Regions from separate parts of the Homo sapiens genome. Here region 2 is linked to region 1. Evidence: chromatin loops called from intact Hi-C (ENCODE). Cell type or tissue: K562. All regions are shown on one strand. Each heading gives the region's core, and the rest is flanking DNA. Links, peaks and the distances in the headings are about the cores only. Region 1 has its middle 57 kb from the start of CXorf66. Region 2 holds the start of LOC105373343 (a long non-coding RNA gene).

What was found. Hi-C counts contacts between places; a loop is a spot of excess contacts. Peaks named below come from ENCODE experiments on the same cell type or tissue, not always from the same donor. Only the 100,000 strongest peaks of a DNase experiment are listed, where the experiment ranks them.
Region 2: it touches region 1 in a loop (23-fold over the local background); 3 of 110 quality-filtered maps call a loop at or near these places.

The regions. Positions count from the first base shown.
Region 1 is chrX:140,020,094-140,025,482 of GRCh38, forward strand. No RefSeq gene overlaps it. Among named protein-coding and RNA genes, the nearest start is that of CXorf66, 57 kb to the left of the region's middle. In K562, for the core only: no CTCF peak of the experiment used is centred there; no DNase peak of the experiment used is centred there.
Region 2 is chrX:140,214,314-140,219,702 of GRCh38, forward strand. It overlaps LOC105373343 (a long non-coding RNA gene), which reads right to left and starts at 2,454. Exons shown (of 2, transcript XR_938603.3): 1 at 2,302-2,454; 2 at 1,713-2,113. In K562, for the core only: no CTCF peak of the experiment used is centred there; no DNase peak of the experiment used is centred there.

The DNA.
Region 1 (5,389 bases), core at 94-5,093:
TAATTATAGCTCAATTAAATTGGCTGTGTGTGTGTGTGTGAGTGTGTGTGTATGTGTGTGTGTGTGTATCCAGGTGAGAAGTATATTAATTGTGTCATGGAGGGAAATATTTTTTATGTAAAATCTCTCATAATTTGGCCCCAGTCTCTGGTATTTTTGTTTTTCTTTTTTTCTTTTTGTTTTAAACAGCTCTATTGAGGAATAATTAACCTACAAAAAAATTGCATGTTTAAAGTATGCAATTTGATCAGTTTCCACATACATAGACTTCTGGTAAACCAACACCTCAATTAAAATACTGAACATATTCATTCGTAATCTCCAAATGCTCAAAACTGGAGACAACCCAAATGGCCATTAATAGATTAAATAATAAACAAATTGTTGTATATTCATACAATGGAATACTACTCAGCAATAAAAAGCGAATGAACTAAGAATACACATAATGACATGCATGAATCTCAAAATAATTATGCTGAGAGAAAGAAACCAAACAAAACAAAGTGTTTACTATATGATTCCATTTATATAATATTTTAGAAATTACAAAGTAATCCATAGTGATAAAGAAAATCATTAGTTGCCTGGAGACAAATTTGAGTCGAGGTGGAAGGAGTAGAAAGGAGCGATTACAAAGGAGCACACAGAAACTTTTGGGAATAATGGATATATTCATTACCTTAAGTGTGGAGATGGTTTCATAGATGATTATGTACGTCAAACCTTTTCAGTTTGTACACTTTATTTATTTATTTTTTGAGACAGGGTCTCACTGTGTTGCCCAGGCTGGAATGCAGTGGTGTGATCTGGGCTCACTGCAGACTTGACCTCCCAGGCTCCGGCAATCCTCCCACCTCAGCCTCCCTAGTAGCTGGGGCTGTAGGCACACATCACCATACCTGACTAATTTTTTTTTCATTTTTTGTAGAGAGGAGGTCTCACTATGTTGCCCAGGCTGGTCTTGAACTCCTGGGCTCAAGGGATCCTCCTACCTTGGCCTCCCACAGTGCTGGGATTATAGGCATGAGCCACTGTTCCCGGCTGTACACTTTAAATATATGCATTTTACTTCATGTCGACTATACCTAAATAAAGGGTTCTTAAGCTATTGTTATTCTAGAGAGATAAGGGCAGATAATTACATTTACAAAACAAAAACAGAATGGACAACTATTATATACCCATCATAACTAAAAATAATAAATAAATAAGCAATAAGATCCCCAAACCAGGATGGTTTCCAAATGTAATAATAGAACAAAAACTAGTTCTTGAAAATTAAAAAATATAACAACTAAATTTAAATATTAATTAAAAACTCAGGCAACCACGATTAAATTCCAAAAACATTATTTTAAATAAAAGAAATATACTCTATAATTTTTCTGAAGCTTGAGAACAGTCAAAACAATATGTGGCAATAAATATCAGAATACTGTTTACCTTTGGGTTTGATATTGACTGGAAAATGGGCATGAGGAAATATTCTGAAGTGATGAAAATATTCTATATCTTGATATGTGTGGGGGTTACATGACTGGGTATATACATATGTAAAAGTTCATCTAGTTATACATTGAAATTTGTGCATACCTCAATTTCAGAAATTGAATACTAATGCTGAAATACAAAGTGAAGAAATTCCCTATGAAGTAGAATAAAAGAAAAATAAATAAGAGCAAAAATATAACTTCAGAAAGTCAATCCAAAAGATCTAACATCTGAATAATAGGGATTCCAGAAAGAGAAAACAAAGAAAATAAAGAACGTGAAATTATCATTTAGTAATATATAAAATTTCCGTAGAACTGAGGTACTGGAGTCTCCATTTGGACTAAAAGAACCCAATGAGTGTCCACCAAAAGGAATGAATATATACATATTATCATCTGAAATTTCAGAATTTTGTGATAAATAAATTATCCTGAATGCTGTCTCAGAGAAAAAAAGTCAAATATCACACATGAAGGAATGAAAATGAAAATTGCATTTCACTTCTTTATAGCAATACTGGATGCTAGAAGATACTGGAAGAATGTCTTAATATATTATTTATGGAAAATAAATTTTTTCTTAGGATTTTATACTGAGCCAAACTATGTTTCCAATGTTATGACAGAATAAATACATTTTTAGATATGCAGGCTTTCAAAATATTTACCTCCAATTCATTCTGTTCTGGTTACATAAAAACCACCCTAAGTCATAGTTGCTTAAAAAAACAACAATAATTTTGTTGTTGTTGTTAATGACTCTGAAATTCGAGTAGGTCTAAATGGCGAAGGCTGGGCTCGTGTTTCAAGTGGTATCAGTTAGGGTGTCTCAATTGAGACTTGAAAGGCCCACTTCAAGATTGCTCACTCATGTGTCTGGCAGTTAATATTGGCTGCTGGCTGAGAGTTTAGACAGAATTGAGAGCTGGAGTCCTTGATTCTCTCCACATAGACCTCTACCTGTGACCTGTGATTCTTCATAGCATGGTGGCTGGGTTCAAAGGTTGAGGATTCTGAGAGAAAGCCAGGTTGAAACTACTGATTTTTATGGCCTAGACTTGGAAACCACACGGCATCATTTCTGTCATGCTCTGTTAGTCAAGGTATGCTCAATGGTCTGCCCAGGTTGAAGAGGAGGGAACACAGAGTCTACCTCTGCACAGAGAAGTGGCAAGATTCTGGAGAAATATGTTGGACAGAACATATCTCTGTGGCAATTCTTGGGAAATAAAATATAGAGTTTACTGCACACCCTTTCTTAGGCAACTATTGGAGAGTGGGCTACACTCAAATGGGAGTGTAGGCCCAAAAAGTAGATGTGGATCTAAGCAATCAAGAATTCAACACAAGAGAGATGCAAAGAAAATCTCTAGGATGAGCTGGGCGCCATGGCTCATGCCGCAATCCCAGCACTTTGGGAGACCAAGGCAGGTGGATTACTTGTGGTCAGGAGTTTGAGACCAGCCTGGCCGACAGGGTGAAACCATGTCTACTAAAAATACAAAAATGAGCCAGGCATGGTGGCAGGTGCTTATAATCCCAGCTAACCGCGAGGCTGAGGCAGAAGAATCACTTGAGTCCGGGAGGTGGAGGTTGCAGTAAGCCGAGATCTTGCCACTGCACTCCAGCCTGGGAGACAGAGCGAGACTCTGTCTCAAAAAAAAAAAAAAAATCTCTAGGATGATGGTAAAAAGAGATCTCTAGATCACAGCTGTTCAGCAGGCCTAGAGCAATGAGTTCAGATTCCAGCAGTCCTGAAAGTTCTGGGAGAGATTTCTTCAAGAAGATGAAATTGCCAGGAGGAGAATTTGGGGTTGTTTTGGTGGTAAGTACACAGAAAATCAAGTAAGTTTTAAAAATGCTAGGGAAAAATGTGAAGGAGATGGAAAATAATCATAATGTACTTCATGACTAAGTTGACTATTGTGTCTACATAATCATAATAATGTTAACATTGAATATTGATCTAAAAGTGTAACTATATTGAGAGCATATGGATGGGTCGTGGGATGTGTGTGTAAGAGAGAAGCAGAGAGAGAGAGAGACAGGTACAGAGGCTAACTCCTATCTCCCATAACGTAAACTCAATCTAAAAAATGCTTCAAGCTGTAAACCCAAGCCCTTTTCATGCAAGCATGGAATTTGGAGAAGTAGCTGTAAATAGAAATATAATCAGCTCAAAGAACTAACTGAAAGTGGTTGCATCTGGGGAGCAGAATACAAGAAAGGACTGTTGCTTTTCTTTTCTTTTCTTTTTTTTTTTTTGCCATCACGGGGCCAGAATTTCTCTTAAAAAAAAATTATTTAACTTTAAGTTCTGGGATACATGTGGAGAACGGACTGTTGCTTTTCTTAACAGGTCTTATAGATCTAGTTGTCTCTTTAAACTACATGTGTATATTTATTTAATAAAAAATAAAACTAATTTTATTTATTTTTTATTTTTTTAAATTTATTTATTTATTATATTATACTTTAAGTTCTAGTGTACATGTGCACAATGTGCAGGTTTGTTACATATGTATACATGTGCCCTGTTGGTGTGCTGCACCCATTAACTCGTCATTTACATTAGGTATGTCTCCTAATGCTATCCCTCCCCCCTCCCCCAACCCCACGACAGGCCACAGTGTATGATGTTCCCCACGCTGTGTCCAAGTGTTCTCATTGTTCAATTCCCACCTATGAGTGAGAACATGCGATGTTTGGTTTTCTGTCCTTGCGATAGTTTGCTCAGAATGATGGTTTCCAGCTTCATCCATGTCCTTACAAAGGACATGAACTCATCCGTTTTTATGGCTGCGTAGCATTCCATGGTGTATATGTGCCACATTTTCTTAATCCAGTCTATCATTGTTGGACATTTGGGTTGGTTCCAAGTCTTTGCTATTGTGAATAGTGCCACAATAAACATACGTGTGCATGTGTCTTTATAGCAGCATGATTTATAATACTTTGGGTATATGCTCAGTAATGCGATTGCTGCGTCAAATGGTATTTCTGGTTCTAGATCCTTGAGGAATCACCACACTGTCTTCCACAATGGTTGAAGTAGTTGACAGTCCCACCAACAGTGTAAAAGTGTTCCTACTTCTCCACGTCCTCTCCAGCACCTGTTGTTTCCTGACTTTTTAATGATTGCCATTCTAACAGGTGTGAGATGGTATCTCATTGTGGTTTTGATTTGCATTTCTCTGATGGCCAGGGATGATGAGCATTTTTTCATGTGTTTTTTGGCTGCATAAATGTCTTCTTTTGAGAAGTGTCTGCTCATATCCTTCGCCCACTTTTTGATGGGGTTGTTTGATTTTTTCTTGTAAATTTGTTTAATTTCCTGTAGATTCTGGATATTAGCCCTTTGTCAGATGGAGAGATTGCAAAATTTTTCTCCCATTCTGTAGGTTGCCTGTTCACTCTGATGGTAGTTTCTTTTGCTGTGCAGAAGCTCTTTAGTTTAATTAGATCCCATTTGTCAATTTTGGCTTTTGTTGCCATTGCTTTTAGTATTTTAGTCATGAAGTCCTTGCTCATGCCTATGTCCTGATGGGTATTGCCTAGGTTTTCTTCTAGGGTTTTAATGGTTTTAGGTCTAACATTTAACTCTTTAATCCATCTTGAATTAATTTTTGTATAAGGTGTAAGGAAGGGATCCAGTTTCAGCTTTCTACATATGGCTAGCCAGTTTTCCCAGCACCATTTATTAAATAGGGAATCCTTTCCCCATTTCTTGTTTTTGTCAGGTTTGTCAAAGATCAGATAGTTGTAGATGTGTGGCATTATTTCTGAGGCCTCTGTTCTGTTCCATTGGTCTATATCTCTGTTTTGGTACCAGTACTATGCTGTTTTGGTTACTGTAGCCTTGTAATATAGTTTGAAGTCAGGTAGCATGATGC
Region 2 (5,389 bases), core at 131-5,130, 190 kb after region 1:
CAATTAAAGAATACATTTCATGCTTGAGTATATTTTTCAAATTCAGTAAGATATTTTATTTTCAAATGCAATAAAAATGTCTTTATCCCCCCAAATTTTACTCCTTAAATTTAACACTTCGTTTCACCGATTTAGACACCAATAAAAGCAAGTGATTACACAGAATCACAGAGCTGAGGTGGTTGTTCTTTGCCTTTATAATCACATGCTATAATTTTTAATTTCATGTACTTTTAAAGTGTAGACATATGTGTCATATATTACCACAGGGACTGCAGTCTGGAAGTATGCTCAAAGCAAGCTCAAACTGAGGTAGGAGGCAGGACTTGACTCCAGAGGCGGGGCTTGGACAGCAGACCCAATTGAGGACTAGCTAAACCAGGTCTAGGGCAGAAGCAGCTTTCCTTAAGCCTTGTCTAGCAATGTGGCATGTCAATTTACCGTTGCCATGGCAACACCCAGGCGTTACTGCCTCTTTCCATGGCAATGACCTGACAACCTGGAAGTTACCACCCTCATCCTAGAAATTTCTGCATAAATTGCTCCTTAATTTGAATATAATTAAAAGTGGGAATCAATATGAGTGCAGAACTGCCTCTGAGCTGCTACTCTGGGGACACTGCGTATGGGGCAGCCCTGCTCTGCAAGGAGCAGGAGCAGTACCTCTGCTGCTCTCTACACTTCTGCTTCAATTAAAGTTGCTGTTTAACACCACTGGCTTGCCTTTGAATTCTTTCCTGAGAGAAGCCAAGAACCCTCCCACCTAAGCCCCAAGTGTGGGGCTTGCCTGTCCTGCATCAAAACAATTCCAAATTGTTAAGAGCTTACTTTAGAAAGGAACAGCCTATGTCTTGGACCAACTATTTAATAAGGATTTATCCAAATTAACTTCCCTGTAGAATAAAATGATTATTAAAACATAAATATTAAAAATCAGCTAATTTGCACCTTGCATTGATTTTGTTCAAGCTTAAATTTAACCACAGCAATCTTTCACAACTCAGACCAAAAGAGGATTTGGGTAGGGAAAAATTGAAAACTTGTATCTGGTGCTAATAAGTAAAAGACTGACTTTTCCTGGGTTTTATTATTCTTATATTAAAATTCTCTGCAGACAATGTTTTTCTTTATGGCCAGCAAGTGGGCAGACCTCTGCCACTGCCCCCACACTTGGTAGGACACTGCTCCATCCTAAGCTACTTAACAAGAAAGTGACCTAATTAGTGCTGGGTTTGTGGCCTCCAAACTCTACTATTTGTCTATCAGGGTGCTGAGAGTGACTCCTGATAGGATGAGTTTTGGGTCCTCCTGAGGGCCTTTACTTGCTTATAGCATAGTGTGGGGTACAACATACACCACTATGACACGGGTGACCTGGAGGTGGTTTTATTGTCTTTTTGTGGGGTGTGTTATTGCCACACACATCACACATAAAACCCTCCTCCTAACTGGGTTCTGGGAATTTAGACCTTGATGTTGCTACCCACACCTACCCTAAGTACATGTAGAAACGCCAAAGCCCTTTTTCTTCTTGTCTGTGGGGCAAAGTGTTGATTTGTCTTCATTTCTTAGTCCTCACCCACTCCTTATCCCCCGATGGCTAACTGTATACCTGTTGGTCTGGCCCCCAACCTTACAGGACCCTGCCTCTCTCCCTCTTAGCAGTTTTTCTTCCTTAACCCCCTCCCCACTACAGACAAACATCCACATCATCCTTTTACATTGTGCTGATTTTATTGCATTCATCAGCATGGGTGGAACACTGTTGGGCTCAGCTTTGGCCTTTATGTGATTGGTGATTCCCCAGAGTTGCTGTTGCTAGTTGTACGTTTCTGATCCAGGCTCTGCATTTACTGGCAGCAGAGATGGTTACTTGGGATGGTTTGCTTTTGCCAGCGGCTTCTGGGCTTGCTCTTCTGATTTTCATTTTCTGTTGTCTTTTGTGCTTGCTCTTCTGATTTTTATGTTGTGTCTTATTCTGCTTGTGGTGACACACAAATATTGTTGGTCTCATTGTTATCCTAGGCTTTTTGGAGCAGGAAGGAGGTGATTGAGTTTTTTTTCTTGAATTCCTTTGAAGGGGTTTTTTTACCTTTATGATTTTCTTCTCCACCTGGAAGGACAACACAGTGAGCCAGAAGGACATCGGTTAAGGGGAAGAGAAAGAGGTTGTATAGGAAGGGGAGCTTTATGAATAGGAGTGCAGGCTGAGGAAGGGGGTTGTGCTAGGCAAGGACAGGATAGGGGTCTTGAGAGAATAGAGGGGGAAGAAAAGAAGGAACAAGGATAGGATCATCTGACCTTGCCATTTTTGTTGGTCTTTTGTTGAGAAGAGTTCTTCTTTTCCTTCTTCTCTTTGGTTCTTGGGGTAGGCTTTTTCGTGCTTAGAATTGGTTGTTTCATATTTTCTTTAGGCTTCACTGGTGTGTGGGTCTCCTTAGCCATATTTAAGCCTCCCAATGGTCTACCCCATGCTCCTGACCTCCTTATGTATACCCACCCCTGGGTAATGAGGAGCCCCACCCTTCAGCTTTGTTTGGCCAGAATGGGGCACCCCTATCCAATGGTAGTCCTGGGGTGGCTTGGACATCACAAAGCGCTGATACCTCTGTGGGGGTGGTGTTGCTGGGGTAGCCAAAATGTGGTTGGAGAAAGGGGATTTTTCCACCCCAAATACTACCCGAAGGTCCATTTCAAAATGACCTGCTACCCTCATCATTTCCCCATGTTCAATTCTGGTGGGTCACATAGCAGGGAGAAGGTGTTTCCTTAAAGGCATTCCCTACAGCCACCGCCATTCAGTGGTTCATTCTGTTCTCTCCCACCCTTTACCATGACCTACTATTTTAGATGTCTTATCTAAAATCCCTCCAAGGTACAGTGGCCTTATTTAATTCTCAGTCAAAATATGAATCATTCCACTTCCCTCAAACAAATTTCCATTTGTATCTGTTTTGGTATGGTTTGTAAACTAAGACAGGCATTTTTGGGTTTGTTTTTTTTTTTTTGGTTTACATTTCTAAATGGTTGAGGAAAAAAAGCAAAAGAATATTTTATGATGTAAAAATTATGTGAAATTGAAATTTCAGTGTTCATAAAACTTTATTAGAACACAGATACACTAACTGTCAGCTATGGCTGCTTTCACACTACAACAGAGTAGTTGCGACAGAGATTGTATAGCCTGCACCACATAAAGTATTTGCTATCCGTCCTTTTAGAAAAAGAGATTGCCAACTCCTCATCTATTCTGTTCCATTGATCTATTTGCCTATCCTTATGCCAAAACCACATTGTCATGATTAATTTCATGTCATGTCACAATTTTATGCTAAGACATAAAATTAGGTAACACAGCTCATCCAACTTTGCTCCTCTTTTACAAGATCATTTCAGCTATTCTAGGTCCCTCATACATTCTTTTTTATTATTATTATGCTTTTAAGTTCTAGGGTACAAGTGCACAACGTGCAGGTTTGATACATAGGTATACATGTGCCATGTTGGTTTGCTGCACCCATTAACTCGTCATTTACATTAGGTATATCTCCTAATGCTATCCCTCCCCTAGCCCCGGACTCCCCAACAGGCCCCACTGTGTGATGCTCCTCACCCTGTGTCCAAGTGTTCTCATTGTTCAATTCCCGCCTATGAGTGAGAACATGTGGTGTTAGGTTTTCTGTTCTTGAGATAGTTTGCTCAGAATGATGGTTTCCAGCTTCATCCATGTTCCTGCAAAGGACATGAACTCATCCTTTTTTATGGCTGCATAGTATTCCATGGTGTATATGTGCCACATTTTCTTAATCCAGTCTATCACTGATGGACATTTGGGTTGGTTCCAAGTCTTTGCTATTGTGAATAGTGCCGCAATAAACATACATGTTCATGTGTGTTTATAGTAGCATGATTCATAATCCTTTGGGTATATACCCAGTAATGGGATGGCTGGGTCAAATGGTATTTCTAGTTCTAGATCCTTGAGGAATCCCCACACTGTCTTCCACAATGGTTGAACTAATTTACACTCCCTACATTCTTAAAAATTTTAGAATCAGGTTTTCTATTAATGTTAAAGCCTGTTATGATTTCATTGTGATGGTGCTGAATTTATAAATCAATAAGGGGAGAATTGAAATCTTAACAACTTTGAGACCTTCAATTTGTAAACGTATATCTCTTCATTTATTTAGGTGTTTAATTTATGTCTCCAATGTTTTGCAATGTTCAATTTGTTTAAAATTGGTATTGTTTCCTCCTTAAGTATTTGGTAGTAGTCATCTGTGAAGACATCCATTCCTGAAACTTTCCTTTTGAGAAGCTTTTATGTTTTGAATTAACTTTGGTATTTACACTATTCAAAAAGTCCAGTCTAATGTTATTTTGGAAAATTGTTTTTCAAAGGCTTTTTCCATTTCATCTAAATTGTCAGATTTGTTGGCATAAAGTTGTACATAATATTCCCTTCATAGTTTTGAAATGCGTGTAGCATGTGTAGCGATGCAACCTCTATAATTTCTGAAATTGGTAACTTATGTTTTGTGTTTTTTTTCTTGATTACTTTTAGCTAGGCTTTTATGAATTTTATTCCTCTAAAAACTATCTTCAGCTTCCTTGATTTCTGTCTATCATTTTGGCTTTTTCTATTTCAATTATTTCTGTTCCTTATCTTTACTATTTTATTTTTTCTATTCAATTTCAATGTAATTTGTAGCCCCTTCAGGTGAAATCCTATATTATTCACTTCAAACCATTCTTCTTTTCTAATATAAAAATAAAGCTATAAATTTTCCACTTAGGACTGCTTAAGCTGCATCTCACAAAATTTGATATATTGTGTTTTCTTATGCAGTTTGATATATCTTTAATTTCACTTCTAATTTCTTTTTAAACCATGAATTGTTTAGAAGAATGTCCCTAATTTCCAAGTATTGGGGATCTTCTAGATATGTTTTTGCTATTGGTTTCTGATTTAATTTCTTTGTGGTCAGAGAACATATTTCACTATTTAAATATTTTAAAATATATAGAAACTCATTTTATGACCCAGAATTTGGTTTACCTTGGTGTCGGTCAAATTTGGTTGATAGGAGTTTTCAAATACTACATATATCCTTACTAATTTATTTGTCTGCTTCATTTGTCAATAATTAATAGAAGAGATTTTAAATTTACAGCTGTGATTATGGATTTATCCATTTCTCTTTTAACTTTGTAAAATTTTGCTTCATGTATTTTGAAGCTCCGTTATTTCTTCCATACTCATCTACTGTTTGCATTGCATATCTCCTCCATCCTGGTACTTTCAACCTAGCTGTGTTTTGTATTTTAAGTGCATTATTTGTTAAGAGCATATAATTGGATATTGATTTTTAAATCAAGTTCATCA